Linked DNA regions of Homo sapiens: region 1 is linked to region 2. A link is an interaction called in ENCODE POLR2A ChIA-PET data of the cell type or tissue named here. Cell type or tissue: PC-9. All regions are shown on one strand. Links, peaks and the distances in the headings refer to the core of each region. The heading gives the core; the rest is flanking DNA. Region 1 overlaps C2CD3 (C2 domain containing 3 centriole elongation regulator). Region 2 overlaps PPME1 (protein phosphatase methylesterase 1).

Region 1 (4,398 bases), core at 212-4,211, 110 kb before region 2:
TACTTTAAAGTTCATATGCAATCAAAAAAGAGCCCGCATTGCCAAGACAATCCTACGCCAAAAGAACAAAGCTGGAGGCATCACACTACCTGACTTCAAATTATACTACAAGGCTGCAGTAACCAAAACAGCATGGTACTGGTACCAAAACAGAGATATAGACCAATGGAACAGAATAGAGCCCTCGGAAATAATACCACACATCTACAACCATCTGATCTTTGACAAACCTGACAAAAACAAATGGGAAAAGAATTCCCTATTTAATAAATGGTGCTGGGAAAACTGGCTAGCCATATGTAGAAAGCTGAAACTGAATCCCTTTCTTACACCTTATACAAAAATTAATTCAAGATGGATTAAAGACTTAAATGTTAGACCTAAAACCATAAAAACCCTAGAAGAAAACCTCGACAATACCATTCAGGCCATAGGCAAGGACTTCATGTCTAAAACACCAAAAGCAATGGCAACAAAAGCCAAAATTGACAAATGGGATCTAATTAAACTAAAGAGCTTTTGTACAGCAGAAGAAACTACCATCAGAGTGAACAGGCAACCTACAGAATGGGAGAAAATTTTTACAATCTACCCATCTGACAAAGGGCTAATATCCAGAATCTACAAAGAACTTAAACAAAGTTACAAGAAAAAATCAAACAACCCCATCAAAAAGTGGGCAAAGGATATGAACAGACACTTCTCAAAAGAAGACATTTATGCAGCCAACAGACACATGAAAAAAACTCATCATCACTGGCCGTCAGAGAAATGCAAATCAAAACCACAGTGAGATACCATCTCACACCAGTTAGAATGGCGATCATTAAAAAGTCAGGAAACAACAGGTGCTGGGGAGGGTGTGGAGAAACTGGAACACTTTTACACTGTTGGTGGGACTATAAACTAGTTCAACTATTGTGGAAGACAGTGTGGCGATTCCTCAAGGATCTAGAACTAGAAATACCATTTGACCCAGCCATCCTATTACTGGGTATATACCCAAAGAATTATAAATCATGCTGCTATAAAGACACATGCACACGTATGTTTATTGTGGCACTATTCACAATAGCAAAGACTTGGAACCAACCCACATGTCCATCAATGATAGACTGGATTAAGAAAATGTGGCACATACACACCATGGAATACTATGCAGCCATAAAAAAGGATGAGTTCATGTCCTTTGTAAGGACATGGATGAAGCTGGAAACCATCATTCTCAGCAAACTATCCCAAGAACAAAAAAACCAAACACCGCATGTTTTCACTCATAGGTGGGAATTGAACAATGAGAACACTTGGACACAGGAAGGGGAACATCACACACCAGGGCCTGTCGTGGGGTGGGGGGAGGGGGGAGGGATAGCATTAGGAGATATACCCAAAGTAAATGATAAGTTAACGGGTGCAGCACACCAACATGGCACATGTATACATATGTAACAAACCTGCACGTTGTGCACATGTACCCTAGAACTTAAAGTATAATAAAAAATAAAATAGAAAATGTGGCACAGATACACCATGGAATACTATGAAGCCATAAGAAAGGATGAGTTCGTGTCCTTTGTAGGTACATGGATGAAGCTAGAAACCATCATTCTGAGCAAACTATCTCAAGGACAGAAAACCAAACACCACATGTTCTCACTCATAGGTGGGACTTGAACAATGAGAACACTTGGACACAGGAGGGGGGAGGGATAGTGTTAGGAGATATACCTAATGTAAATGACGAGTTAATGGGTGCAGCACACCAACATGGCACATGTATACATATGTAACAAATCTGCACACATATGTAACAAACCTGCACGTTGTGCACATGTACCCTAGAACTTAAAGTATAAAAAAAAAGTCAAAAAGAAAGAAAGAAAGAAAAAAAAACATTTAACAAGTAGTCTTTAAAAGACAGGTTCTAGTTCCATCTACTCTGACAAGCCTCTCTAGGTGCAATCACTGAACTTTATAACCCCAGTTAGAGCTTCCAACTTAAAATTTCTTTCAGGGAAAGAAAAGTAGCTACAGCTTTGCTTTGATATGTTTTCCTCAACGTAAAGAATTTCCATTAGACCAATTCTTTTTTTTTTTGAACAGAAAGAAAACTGTTTTATTACACAATTAAACTTGAATGTGACATGCATCATAGTCAATCTGCTTAAGAGACTGCAGAGACAGAAAGATGGTCACCAAAATTAGTCCACAAGTAGAAGAATTTACAGCACCATGTCATAGACCAAATTCTTTTCAAACTTTCCCACCAAAGTAACAATGATTCAGAGAAGAGTAAACATTAAACTCAGAGAAGAGTAAACATTAAACTCTGAAGTGTAGGGGTCCCTGTTGCCTTAAAACAACTACAATAAGCATAACATCTACTAGTAGGCTTGTCTTTCATTTTAGAAATTCATGAAGGTTTTATATTATATTCCATAATACAACCATATTTGTATCTGAAATGTATAAATGAAAAACAGCATTTCTGTTCCCAAATATTGGTTAAAAAATTGACATGCTATTATTTAATCTTGTGACTTCTAGCACCCAGGGCACAAAACCAGACCAGATGACATTACTTTTTCAGTCATTTGTACTGGAAATAATAAAGAAAGAAACTGGGTGATGGGAAGAGAAAAGAGAATGGAGATTTTGTGAGGAAGCTTGGGAAGGAGAACTGAAGAGAAATGCTAGCCTTGGAAGGAAGATCTAGTGGCGTCCACAAAGCAGGAGAGAACTGAGGCATGTACAAGTTGCCAACAAAGCAGGACCTGGAAAAAGGCTGAACCTGGAAAAAGGCAGAGGAGCCTTAGAACCGGGAAAGCATTAAAGATATAGAGAACTATATGAGGAGCAAAACAACAAAACAAAATAATCACTGGCTACAACTTGGCCAAACCAGTTTACAAGCATATTAAAGAAAAAAATTTTTTAAGGCTAGTCAAGGGAAGCAGTAGGAGTTACAGCATATTTTTGAAAGAACAGGGAAAGGTAATTCTAATTTAATGGTAGTAGGCAAAAAATCAGTTAATGGAAATCAATAAAATAGTATTCATATTACTAATGTAAATGTATAAAATATCACTAATAGTACCCAGTGAGCTATCTTCTTAAAAGTTTTATTTTAGTGAAACTGAACAGTATTTATGCGGATTGACTTGCTGAGCATCCACCCCCACCTACTTTTATTGCATTGTACTCCTTTATTGTACAGATTGGAAGCATTAAAAGCTACATTTCTCGGACTCTTTTGCAGCTAGGGTATGGATGCAAATTGGCCTCTACCAATCAGATGCCCTCACAAAAGATCTGGAAGGCAGGCGGGAAGCAGAGGACATCTTTCTTTTCCTTCTGCTTTTGCTAATAACAAGGATGATGATGTAGAGACATTGTGTTTTTTGATCTAGCATTTGGTCCCTGGGTGCAGAGAGGCCCTGTGGCAATGGCTATGACGAGAGCTTCTGATTCTTAGATTTCAGTTTTGGCACTGTATTCTGAACTTAAAAGATTTAGTGGTTCCCTCCTAGAAGTTTAGCCTAGAGCTCACTCCTCTAGCCCTTCTAATGACTTAAAGTACCTTAATATTCTATATTAAACTCCTCTCTGCTTAAAATGGCTGGAGTGGGTTCCATTTCCTCTGCCTGATATAGCTTTCATCTCTCATTCTTTCTCCCATTTTCCTTTTTCGGTCTTAAGCTTCAACTAATTTCTTCCAATAAAATGTCATAAATCCTCACAATTAGGAAGAGATAACCTGGCTCTACCACAGCAGCTCTCACATATTGTATAATAATCTGTGTTTCCCTCACTAGACTGAGAGCTCTTTGAATGCACAGAGTATTCCCAAGGCCCTTATTAAATGTTTGCTGACTTCCCACTGCCCTTTGTCTACAGATAGTTGCCCAGGGTTAGAGAGAGGAGTTGCCTTGTCTGCTTGCAGTACATACCCACAGAAGATAGCAACATCTTCTCAAGAAAGCTCTGAGGAAGATCAGCAGAGAGGACCAATCACTGTTCCCAGAGGCAGGACACCTAGGTTCCAATGTAGTCTGCCATTGCTTTAGTGTGACATATTGGATACACCACTTCATTCTGGCTAACTGGGCCTCGGTTTTCTCATCAGAAATAAGTGCTCTCAAACCACCTTCCACAGTAAAATTCTAATTCTAGATATATATCAACCTTGCTCACATCTCTCATGGCACTACCCCCATCCCTCTGGTTTATTTATTTATTTATTTATTTTTTGAGACGGAGTCTCACTCACTCTGTCGCCCAGGCTGGAGTGCAGAGGCACGATCTCGGCTCACTGCAACCTCCACCTCCTGGGTTCAAGTGATTCTCCTGCCTCAGCCTCCTGAGTAGCTGGAATTGCAGGCTTGCGCTCAGCTAATT
Region 2 (4,398 bases), core at 234-4,233:
AGTTTTTCAGATTAGATTTAGTAATTCCAAAGTATTGTTGGATAATTTAATAATAGCAATTTTTAAAGTAAGTACTGTGTGCCAGACATTGTAATGGTAACTTTATGTTATTTAATGTGTCCACAGACCTGCATGGTGAATATTTTCCTGCATTGTGGGTAAAGACATTCAGACCCAGAGATTAAAAGTAACCCAACTAGTAGGTAGCAGAGCTAGGATTCAATCTAAGTTTAGTCTCTAGAATCCATTCACTTTTCAGTACACTAATATTTTCTCTTGGGTAAGGCCTGAAATCCTGGTGTCACTCTTCCTTTTAATAGATGCCAATGGATGTTGCCAAAAACAGTGGTTTTGAACTTCTTTATTAAAGCTTTTAGAGCTACTCTGACTAAAGTAGATTTGAGATCCCTATTTGCTTTGCACCCCTGGTGTGCTTGAGAGAAGTATCTTTTGAAAGTCACTGCTTTCGTATATACTATTACTATTAGAGGAACTATAAAATATTAAAGCCATTCATTATTCAACGTGTTTTTGGTTTATCAGTAGTTGTACTTTTTGGCCAGGTGTGGTGGCTCATGCCTGTAATCTCAGCACTTTGGGAGGCCGAGGCGGGTGGATCACCTGAGGTCGGGAGTTCAAGACCAGCCTGACCAACATAGAAAAACACCGTCTCTCCTAAAAATACAAAATTAGCTGGCGTGGTGGCACATGCCTGTAATCCCAGCTACTCAGGAGGCTGAGGCAGGAGAATCACTTGAACCTGGGAGGCGGAGGTTGTGGTGAGCCGAGATCGCGCCATTGCACTCCAGCCAGGGCAACAAGAGCGAAACTCCATCTCAAAAAAAAAAAAGTTCTACTTTTCTATTATTATCTCTTAAATTCCTTTTTTTTTCTTTTGCAAGAGATAGAGTCTTGCTGTGTTGCCCAGGCTGAAGTACAGTGGCTTTTCACAGGCATAATCTTGGTGCATTACAACCTCAAACTCGTGGGCTCAAGCAGTCTTCCCACTTCATCCTCTTGAGTAGGTAGGACTGAGGATACATGCTAGCATGCCCAGCTCTGTAGTGATTTAACTGACATGTATATAGTAGTCCCTTTTTATATTCTATGAGGTAAACTAGGGCAGGAGTTAATATTTTCTTTTAATAAATGAGAAAACTGAAATGTTCATTGACTTGCCTAAGATCACAGAATCATTATGTGGCAGGAACAACATTCAAACCCAGGACTTCGTATTTTTAGTCCATTGTTCTTTCTATAGCTTGCATTGAAGGGTTTGATATTTGAAGTGACAAAGATCTAAGTTTGAAGCCCAACTTAGGTATTTACATTGGTCGAGTCATTTAACTTCTCATAGTCTATTTTCTTATCTCTAAAATGAGAATACTTCTGCTTACCTGAGAGTGCTGTGAGAATAAGATAATACATAAAAAGCACTTATAGTTCCTGACACTGACACATAAGCTCTTAAAGAATGATAGCTAGTAGATAATTATACATTGAGAACTGTGAAGAAGGTTCATAGTTTATGTGGAAGCTCTCCTTTCAGTTTCTTATGTTATCAGCTTTTTTGTCCCCACAAGCTGTATGTTTATTCATATCTGATTAGATAGTCTTTCATCCATCTTCTTAAATTTATTATGGATATCAGGCCTCTTAGGAAGGCTTTAATGAGCTATTCACACAGATGGGGAAATAAAGGGCAAAGTGAAGTGATTTGCTCAAGGTCACAAATTGAGTTACTAAAATAATCAAATCCCAGTATTTCTGTTTTTTTTTTTATTTTTTCATTAGATTTTTAAAAAGTTAAATTTATATGCCATAGAATTCACTCTTTTAAATGTACAATTCAGTGATTTTTGGTATATTCACTCAGTTGTACAATTACCACCACTAATTGCAGAACATTTTCATCCTCCCATAAACTCGTTACTCATTAGCATCTTCCCTTCCTCCCAGCATGTATTGCTTCTGGATCTTGAGTCACAGAAAGGCTTTTCCTTTTTTTGGGTTATAAAGGAATCATTTATATTTTTTCCTGGTACCTGTGTAGTGTCCTTTTTTTTTTTTTTTTTTTTTTTGAGACAGAGTCTTGCTCTGTCACCGAGGCCGGATGGAGTGCAGTGGTGTGATCTTGGCCCACTACAACCTCCACTTCCCGGGTTCAGGCGATTCTCCTGCTTCAGCCTCCCAAGTAGCTGGGATTACAGGCATGCACCACCACACCCAGCTAATTTTTGTATTTTTAGTAGAGACGGGGTTTCATTATGTTGGCCAGGCTGCTCTTGAACTCCTGGCCCCAGGTAATCCACCCACCTCAGCCTTCCAAAGTGCTGGGATTACAGGCATGAGCCAATTTTTTTTTAATCCATTTGAAGTTTATCTTGATATGCAAAGTGAGGAAAAGAAGACATTTTATTTTTATCCAAAGGCTATCTAGTTGTTTTCATCATTTATTAAATTTTTTAGTCCTTTACCCATTACGTAAATTTCACTACAATAAAGAAATAGTCCTGGCCAGGCTCAGTGGTCCATGCCTGTAATCCCAGCACTTTGGGAGGCCAAGGCATGTGGACCACTTGAGCTTGGGAGTTGGAGACCAGCCTGGACAACATGGTGAAACCTCTTCTCTACAAAAATCACAAAAATTTAGCTGGGTGTGGTGGTGTGTGCCTGTAGTCCCAGCTACTCTGGAGGATCATTTGAGTCCGGGAAGCAAAGGTTGCAGTGAGCCAAGATAATGCCCCTGCACTCTAGCCTGGGACACAGAGTGAGACTTTGTCTCAAAAAAAAAAAAAAAAGTCTTCTTTCTCACTGATTAAAATGACACCTTTGTCATATGCCAAATTTCTATATAAATCCGGGTCTGTGGAGTTTCTTTTACGTGCCACTACTGTACTTTTAATTAGAGGATTTATTAATATGTTTTGATGGGTGGTAGAGGTTGTTTACCCCTCATTCATTTTGAGGATTTTCGTGGTTCCTCTTGTTTTTTTCTCACAAATAAACTTTCTAATCCCATAGACTAGTGCCAGAAAAAAATCCTGATAGTATTTTTATTGGGATTACATTAAATACAAACATTAATTTAGAATAAACGTTTTTATGATGTTGAATGTTCCTTGAAGAAATATGGTATCTTTCAATTTGTATGAATCCCTTTTGAAGGAAATATATTTCAGATTCCAAGTATTGACCTAAGTTATATTCAATCTAATATTACTTAAATTCAATAGTACTCTTAAATAATTGTGAAACTCAGTAGATTTACTCTTTAAATACAATTAAGTCTACAAAAATCCCCAAACTCACATTAGCAACATTATATTGATGTGAAACAATCTAATTTGCTGTTATCAGTTTACTGTAGTTTAAACTACAAGGACATTTATTATTGATAGGATGTTCCAGGGTTCATTCAGTTGCTAAACAATTTCATTCAGGACCCAGGCTGTTTGCATCCTTTCTTTTGCCATCCTTAGAATGGTGGCTTTTCCTTCTCTTGCTTGTCACCTTATGGTTGCAGGATGGCTGCTGCCACTCTACTTCTATCTTATCTTTACAAATAAAAAGAAGCGGGGGCCAAAGTCCTTTCCTAGCTAAGCTTGTCTTTTAATTTTTTCCCAGAAATGCAAGCTCCCCAACAGATTTTTCCCTTAAGTCTTATTGTCCAGAACTGTTCACATACCCATCCTAAAACCAATCACTGGCAGTAGGGAATGGGATTAACTATGACTGGTTTAGACCAATTTTGATTCATTCCCTTGGACTGGAGGAGAGACAACAAGAGATCTCCACTAGCTGCTCAAACAAAAGTATTACAATTCTGTTAGGGAAGAGAGAGTGGGAAGTGGGCAGGTAATGTCTGGAATAGAGAATAAACAGCATCTGGCCCAAATCCTGAGGTTAACAAGTGGAGAAGCCTAATCTTCTGATTTCAACTTCCCTACTGTTTTCATTGCAGTGTAAGTATAGGAAGTAATAATCCCACCCCCAACTCCCCTGCCCCTTATTGCCAGATTTCAGCCCCTTGACATTCATTTCAGAACTTCTGAGTAAAAGTCCGTTTTTCCATTGTTGCTTATTGCCAGCAAATCTATTTCTTCTTAGTATCTCCAAAATTGGGTAATTTGCTCTTTTGTTTTATTTTAAACCTAATGAGCCTTCCATGTTATGCTACTTGATGTCAGATTTCAGAAAACATCTCTAGTTGTTTGGGAAAGACTGTTTCCTTCAAACTACAAAATAGTTTTTTTTTTTTTAAGAGAAGAAACTTTTAATTAATAGTTCTATTAAGAGGGTGGCCACACTTAGATATTCTTCAAATACAATATTGATTACAAGTTACAGGTATATTCTACCAATATATTTTGAAGATTGAATAAGAGATTATATTGA

What was found. ChIA-PET counts read pairs that join two places held together with the same protein. Peaks named below come from ENCODE experiments on the same cell type or tissue, not always from the same donor. Only the 100,000 strongest peaks of a DNase experiment are listed, where the experiment ranks them.
Region 1: POLR2A ChIA-PET joins it to region 2 with 6 read pairs; 4 of 35 experiments call an interaction of 5 or more read pairs at or near these places.

The regions. Positions count from the first base shown.
Region 1 is chr11:74,064,569-74,068,966 of GRCh38, forward strand. All of the region lies in intron 24 of C2CD3 (C2 domain containing 3 centriole elongation regulator), which reads right to left. Among named protein-coding and RNA genes, the nearest start is that of UCP3, 58 kb to the left of the region's middle. In PC-9, for the core only: no CTCF peak of the experiment used is centred there; a DNase peak (open chromatin) is centred at 2,293; H3K4me3 peaks cover 546 bases; H3K27ac peaks cover 2,990 bases.
Region 2 is chr11:74,174,664-74,179,061 of GRCh38, forward strand. The region is part of intron 1 of PPME1 (protein phosphatase methylesterase 1); the gene reads left to right. Among named protein-coding and RNA genes, the nearest start is that of PPME1, 5.6 kb to the left of the region's middle. In PC-9, for the core only: no CTCF peak of the experiment used is centred there; no DNase peak of the experiment used is centred there.